Linked DNA regions of Homo sapiens: region 1 is linked to region 2. The links are chromatin loops, found by intact Hi-C in ENCODE. Cell type or tissue: ovary. All regions are shown on one strand. Links, peaks and the distances in the headings refer to the core of each region. The heading gives the core; the rest is flanking DNA. Region 1 overlaps IRS1 (insulin receptor substrate 1). Region 2 has its middle 66 kb from the start of MIR5702.

What was found. Hi-C counts contacts between places; a loop is a spot of excess contacts. Peaks named below come from ENCODE experiments on the same cell type or tissue, not always from the same donor. Only the 100,000 strongest peaks of a DNase experiment are listed, where the experiment ranks them.
Region 1: it touches region 2 in a loop (18-fold over the local background); 37 of 110 quality-filtered maps call a loop at or near these places.

Annotation. Positions count from the first base shown.
Region 1 is chr2:226,786,059-226,788,982 of GRCh38, forward strand. The region is part of intron 1 of IRS1 (insulin receptor substrate 1); the gene reads right to left. Among named protein-coding and RNA genes, the nearest start is that of IRS1, 12 kb to the right of the region's middle. In ovary, for the core only: no CTCF peak of the experiment used is centred there; no DNase peak of the experiment used is centred there; H3K27ac peaks cover 1,979 bases.
Region 2 is chr2:226,723,079-226,726,002 of GRCh38, forward strand. No RefSeq gene overlaps it. Among named protein-coding and RNA genes, the nearest start is that of MIR5702, 66 kb to the left of the region's middle. In ovary, for the core only: no CTCF peak of the experiment used is centred there; no DNase peak of the experiment used is centred there.

The DNA of each region.
Region 1 (2,924 bases), core at 286-2,785, 63 kb after region 2:
CAAAGGACATGCACTCGTCCTTTTTTATGGCTGCATCGTATTCCATGGTGTATATGTACCACATTTTCTTAATCCAGTCTATCGTTGTTGGACATTTGGGTTGGTTCCAAGTCTTTGCTATCGTGAATAGTGCCGCAGTAAACATACGTGTGCGTGTGTCTTTATAGCAGCATGATTTATAGTCCTTTGGGTATATACCCAGTAATGGGACGGCTGGGTCAAATGGTATTTGATCACTAGAAACTTTGTGAACCTGAGGATTGAAAAGAGACGTGGAAAGTAGTGTGTCCTTTTTTTTCCCTTTAAAAGTAACAACAACAACAACAAAAGAGAACAGTAAGTCTGTGATACAAGGTGTATTATCTGCTGTGCCCCTTTAAGTGCTGAAATTTGGGATCTGAGCATATTCTTCCATAGAAGACTTGGAGCAGTTGGGCATTTAACCAACTTTTTATTACAAAGCTTCAAAATTTATAAGCAGTCTATCTCTGGAAAGATAAACAAAACCCAGCAGTGATGGTGGCCTATGAGAAACTGGGGACAAAGGTGGGAGGAAGCCTTATTTTTCACTCTCTACCTTAAAAAAAAAAAAACAAAAACAACAACAACAAAAAAAAACCAAAAAAAATTGGAAACTTACAGCATGTACATGTATCACCTATACAAAAATACAGAGAAAAAAATAGTGTGAAGAGACCCAGCAAGCTATTATAAAACTTGGTAGTCTAAAAAAAAAAAAAAAAACTTTTAAAACATGTTTCTGTAAGAGACTACCACAAACTTAAAAATAAACGTGACTGCATATCATCAAAACAGAGGGAGAAAAATCTCAAAAGCAATTATACTTGCAGCCAGAAGCAAGCAAGGAACCACAGTTCAAAGTGTTGGACCTTTTCTTCATTAAAAATAAAAACCACCCACCCAAAGGAAAAAAAAGAAAAAAGTCCTTGAATAACAAAGCTAAGATAGCAAGAAAAGACTTTAAAATTTATTTTGTAGCCCCCACTTTCCCCCCAGGTTTCCTAACACTGACCACCCCATAACAAGTCCACATTCAACCCCTCTTCATTTAACAGCTGGATGCCTCTTCTTCTGGTTGCTTTCACTGGGACTAAAGATCCAAAGCAAAGATATCTTTTTTCCTGCTTTTTGTCAATATTATGTTTGCAAGCTTAATATCCAAAAATGGGCCATTCTTCCAAATGAGAGTTCCTTCCTGATTATTTAGTATGCTGATGGTATTGTCAGACAGGAAGCCATGGTTAGAAAGATTCAGAAAAATACAAACCTTTAAGCTAGATGGGCACTTTTGCCCTTTAGGTTTATGAAAAATGCCAACTTTTGTGAACTACACAATCGGAATCTTGATTTGGTTTTCCCGGATAACTTATGTCATAAGAAATTTGGTAACTCCTTTGGTGATCTCCTCTCAGTACCATTTTTCCCTCCATTTCCATGAATCTACCTTCATCCCCTTTCAATAAAAGGTGTACTATTTGGAACATGATAGGTGCTCAATAGAGCTTACTGAGTAAAAGAAGGGGAGGGGAAGAACAAGAAAAAATGGCTTAGGGCCTATTTGACAAAAGCAGATAATTTATGTTAGGGTTGAGAAATGGGTGGTGGGCTTGAATAGTATTAAAGACAATTAAAGATCTTCTGATCTTCTGATTGTCCCCACAACCCCTAAAACTCAAGGGTAAACATAATTATTTTTCATATCCATAGAGCCCTCCAAATAATTTTTAAGTGAATAGGGACATGATGATTGGAGAAGATTAGATAAATTATAGTTGACTACTTAGCAATTACTCAATATTCCAGTGGCCTTTAACTAACTGCTAAATGTTTATAAATGTCTTTTATTATTTTGCTAGCTCACTTAGATCATATCCTTCCTAAAAGTAAAAATCATGACTTTCTGTGCAAAACATAATTTGTTTGCCACATTACATATATTCAAAAAAAAAAACGTCTCTTTGATCATTTCAACAAACGTGAGAAAACTTCTCAAGATTAAGTGATATTGTTCAGCAATATGACCTAAATATGTCAGGGAGGATCAGAGAACATGCATTAAAGTATTCTTTGGTCAACAATAAAAGTGGAGTGCAAGGATACATATGTAATATGCAATATTTATAAAACTTGGGATGGTAAAAAGGAATACAATGAATGCAATCCAACTCAGCTTACTCAATAAAACATTCCTGGTAGAGTAATAAAACCACAAAATCTCTACTCTGCTTTAAGAAAACTGCAACTAGAATCATAGTCTGACCCATGTATTCAACTCTACTGCCATTATCAATGGAAAATACAGAAAAAGGGTCAAAAAGCCTTTTCAACATAAATACATCTTTTTCAAAGCTCTATTATTCAAAGATCACTGGCTCACTGAATAAGCACAAATAACATTTATCCAACCAAATTTATTTCAACAAATAGATTATAGCAGAGCCTGCTGCAAGAATACTATTAAAATGGAAAGTGTTCCTTTTATCATACATGACAGTACCTTATACTTGTCCAATCCATCTTCTCCCTTTTTGTGAATTAAGAATGGGAGAGGTACTACCATTTCCAAAGTATAAGACAAAAATAGAAGCAAATAGATGATACTTACTAACCTATCTTCTTAAAAAGCTTTACAATAAATTTTTGTAACTATGTCATATTAGTTTGAAATTAGTATGCAATTATTATATCATACTAACGTTAAAATGTAATTTTAAGTTAAAATTCAATATGATTACACTTTCTGAACATGTTTCAATAACATTTTAAAGACAGCTCTCAAAGTCTGCTGCATAGCTATGGACTAATAAGGTAACGAAGGAATAAATCAGTTACATAATTATAAATGTGGTAGAGGCAGGATCTATTATTTTACATGCAAAAAAATACTAGTATGAAAAAAAGTT
Region 2 (2,924 bases), core at 160-2,659:
CTCTACAATGTACTGAGGGCCAGCTATGGATGAAGCATTTTCAAAATGCTTTGCCTATGGCAGGGTACCTTTCATAACTTCCCAGACCTCTGCAGAGTATCATCATCCCCACGTTGCAGATGGTAAAACTATGGCATAGAGAAGTTAAGCAATTTTCCCATGGCCTCTTCGTGAGTTAGTGGAATTTCCAGGTTGGCCTAGGGCTGCCTCATTTCAATGGCAAAGCCCATTTTCAGAATATAAACTCATCTCTCCATAATTGATACAAGAAATTAAATGGCAGATTTCAATGGCATGCTCATCATTGGTGAAAACCTCCAATGGTTGATTATGGTTTCACTGGGGGCTCAACATTTTTATGGAACAAGCACATGGTGTGCAGGCTTCCTACCTGACATGCTGTAGTGTAGGTTCTCAGAGAAGATATTTTGAGCTCATAATCTCCAACGAGTAATGTACTTTTCTTTTCCCCCGAGACAGAATCTCACTCTGTTGCCCAGGCTGGAGTGCAGTGGCGCGATCTCGGCTCGCTGCAACCTCCACCTCCTGGGTTCAAGCGATTCTCCTGCTTCAGCCTCCTAAGCAGCTGGGATTACAGGCAACCCCCACCATGCCCGGCTAATTTTGTATTTTTTTAGTACAGACGGAGTTTCAGCATGTTGGTCAGGCTGGTCTGGAAGTCCTGACCTCAAGTGACACACCCGCCTCGGCCTCCCAAAGTGCTGGGATTACAGGCATGAGCCACCACACCCAGCCTGTACTTTTAAAATTTTTGGCTGAGAGTTTCTTTGTGTCACGAAGATCAACTCCATCGCTGGGGTACGGAAGAGTAAAAATAGATTTCCCATTAGTAGCAACAAGGAGTTGTTTGTCAGCCAGAAGGAAATTCTTTAGTTCTTTTCCTGTTTCAGTTCTTTTTCTGCCAACATAATTAAGCAAGGTTCATGTTGGGATAAGTCAGAGCCAGCTTCATGTACTGGTGGAATAGTGGGTCATCTATAGCAGATGCCTTCAGAGATGTGAGTAAAAGGGTGTTGAACTCAGACAGGACTTGACAGCACCAGTCAAGTAGGGACCCCCGGACTCCAAAAACAAAGGAGAGGAAAAGTATATCTGTGGTGAATTTATCCAGAATTAAAATTACTCCAAAAACTTAGAAAGGAGCTTTTTTCATTTAGCAAACATGCAAGTTCTATTAATTTTTAAAGTAAAGTTTTATTTATTTATTTATTTATTTATTTCTGAAACAAGGGTCTCACTCTGTCACCAGGCTGGAGCAATCATAGCCCACTGCAGTTTTGACCTCCCAGGTTCAAGTGATCCTCCCACCTCAGCCTCCCAAGTAGCTGGGACCACAGGCACACACCACCACATACGGCTTTTTTTTTACTTTTTGTAGAAGTGGAGTCTCACTATGTGACCCAAGCTTGTTCGAACTCCTGGGCTCAAGCGATCCTCCCACTTTGGCCTCCCAAAGTGTTGGGATTACAGATGTGAGCCACTGAACTGGGCTCAAAGTACAGTTTTTTTGGTTGTTGTTGTTTGTTTGTTTGTTTTTAATGACATGGAAGGGAAAGGGACCACTTCATCATAATAGTTTGCAAGGCTCACTGTCTATAACATGCTAAATATGTCTCAACTCTCCCCCTAAAATATGTCCCCACACTGATACCTAAAATGCCACCATTAGCAATCAGTCCCCTTTTGCTAAAATGTTCTCTTTCTTCCCTCAGGGTAGGTTTTCTTTTTGAGACAAATACCTGGGAGCTAATACATTAATTTCATACACCTCTGGGAAAAAATAATGAGCTTGTCAGATATGTATTCTCCATTCCAGAAAGACTCTGGGTCCCGTGAAAGCATTTGGTAAGGGGGAGTACCCACTCTCAGCCAAGGTGTAGCAATGAGAGGAGAAAGAATAGGGACAAATTTCACTGACCTAATATTCTTGTCCTAGGGCAGTCCCTAATTCTATAAAACTTGTTATAGGGAATCACAAAAGTCATGATTCTTTTAAACTCAAACACAGAGTTTTATTACAACTACAAACTACAAAACCCAACCACAGCCTTTTTTCTCTGATACACATGTCTGAGGAGCTAATACCAACAACCAAAAGAAACGGCTAAACTAACACGTCTCCTGCTTGAACCTGTGGCCTCTCTCTGCCTGTCCCTGTAATGTGCTGTTGACCGTGGAGTTGGAAGGGATGCTGGCTCACAGCCTGCTGTCCTAAGGAGGATGACTTCTTTCTTCACTTGGTGTCTCAGTTGACCCGCTCAGGAGGCGTAGCTGAAAGTTTAGCATCAAATGTCAAAATCATGAAATGTTATGCTTTTACAAACCATTTCTCTGCAATCACAGAATCCTTGGTGAATTCACTGGAAGTCACAATCCCTTTTCCCCGGGAATCAAAAATGGACACAGCTACACTCACAAAAAAAAAAATTGCATTCAATTTGAGAGCGTTGAGAAAATTCTGAACCCCAGGTTAAGATCAGATGTCCCTCCTATTTTATAAACAAAGAGCTGGAGAGCCAGAGAAAAGAAGTGCTTTGCTTGAAGTCACAGTTAGTTAGTGGCAAGACAAAACTAAGATCTGAAGTTTTCACACGGTCATTAAAAGAAATGCTCCCCGTCAGATTTCCATCTGTCAAACATTTCGGCAAACAGACATGGGAGGGTTACTCTATTCAGGAAGAAGTTTGTTTAGCTCAGCCAAACTTACTTTATTTTTCAACAGATGAAGTAAACCAGACTCAGAACTCTACATCTTTTTTTTCACATATGGGGGATGGGACTCTCCTAACTGGAATAGTTGGTGTGTGGCGGGGAGGAGAGGAGGATGTGTAATTAAATGAAACCTTTGAATTTAAACCAGAAACACCCTGCTGATGAAAAAAAAAAAAGAAAAAAACACAAAA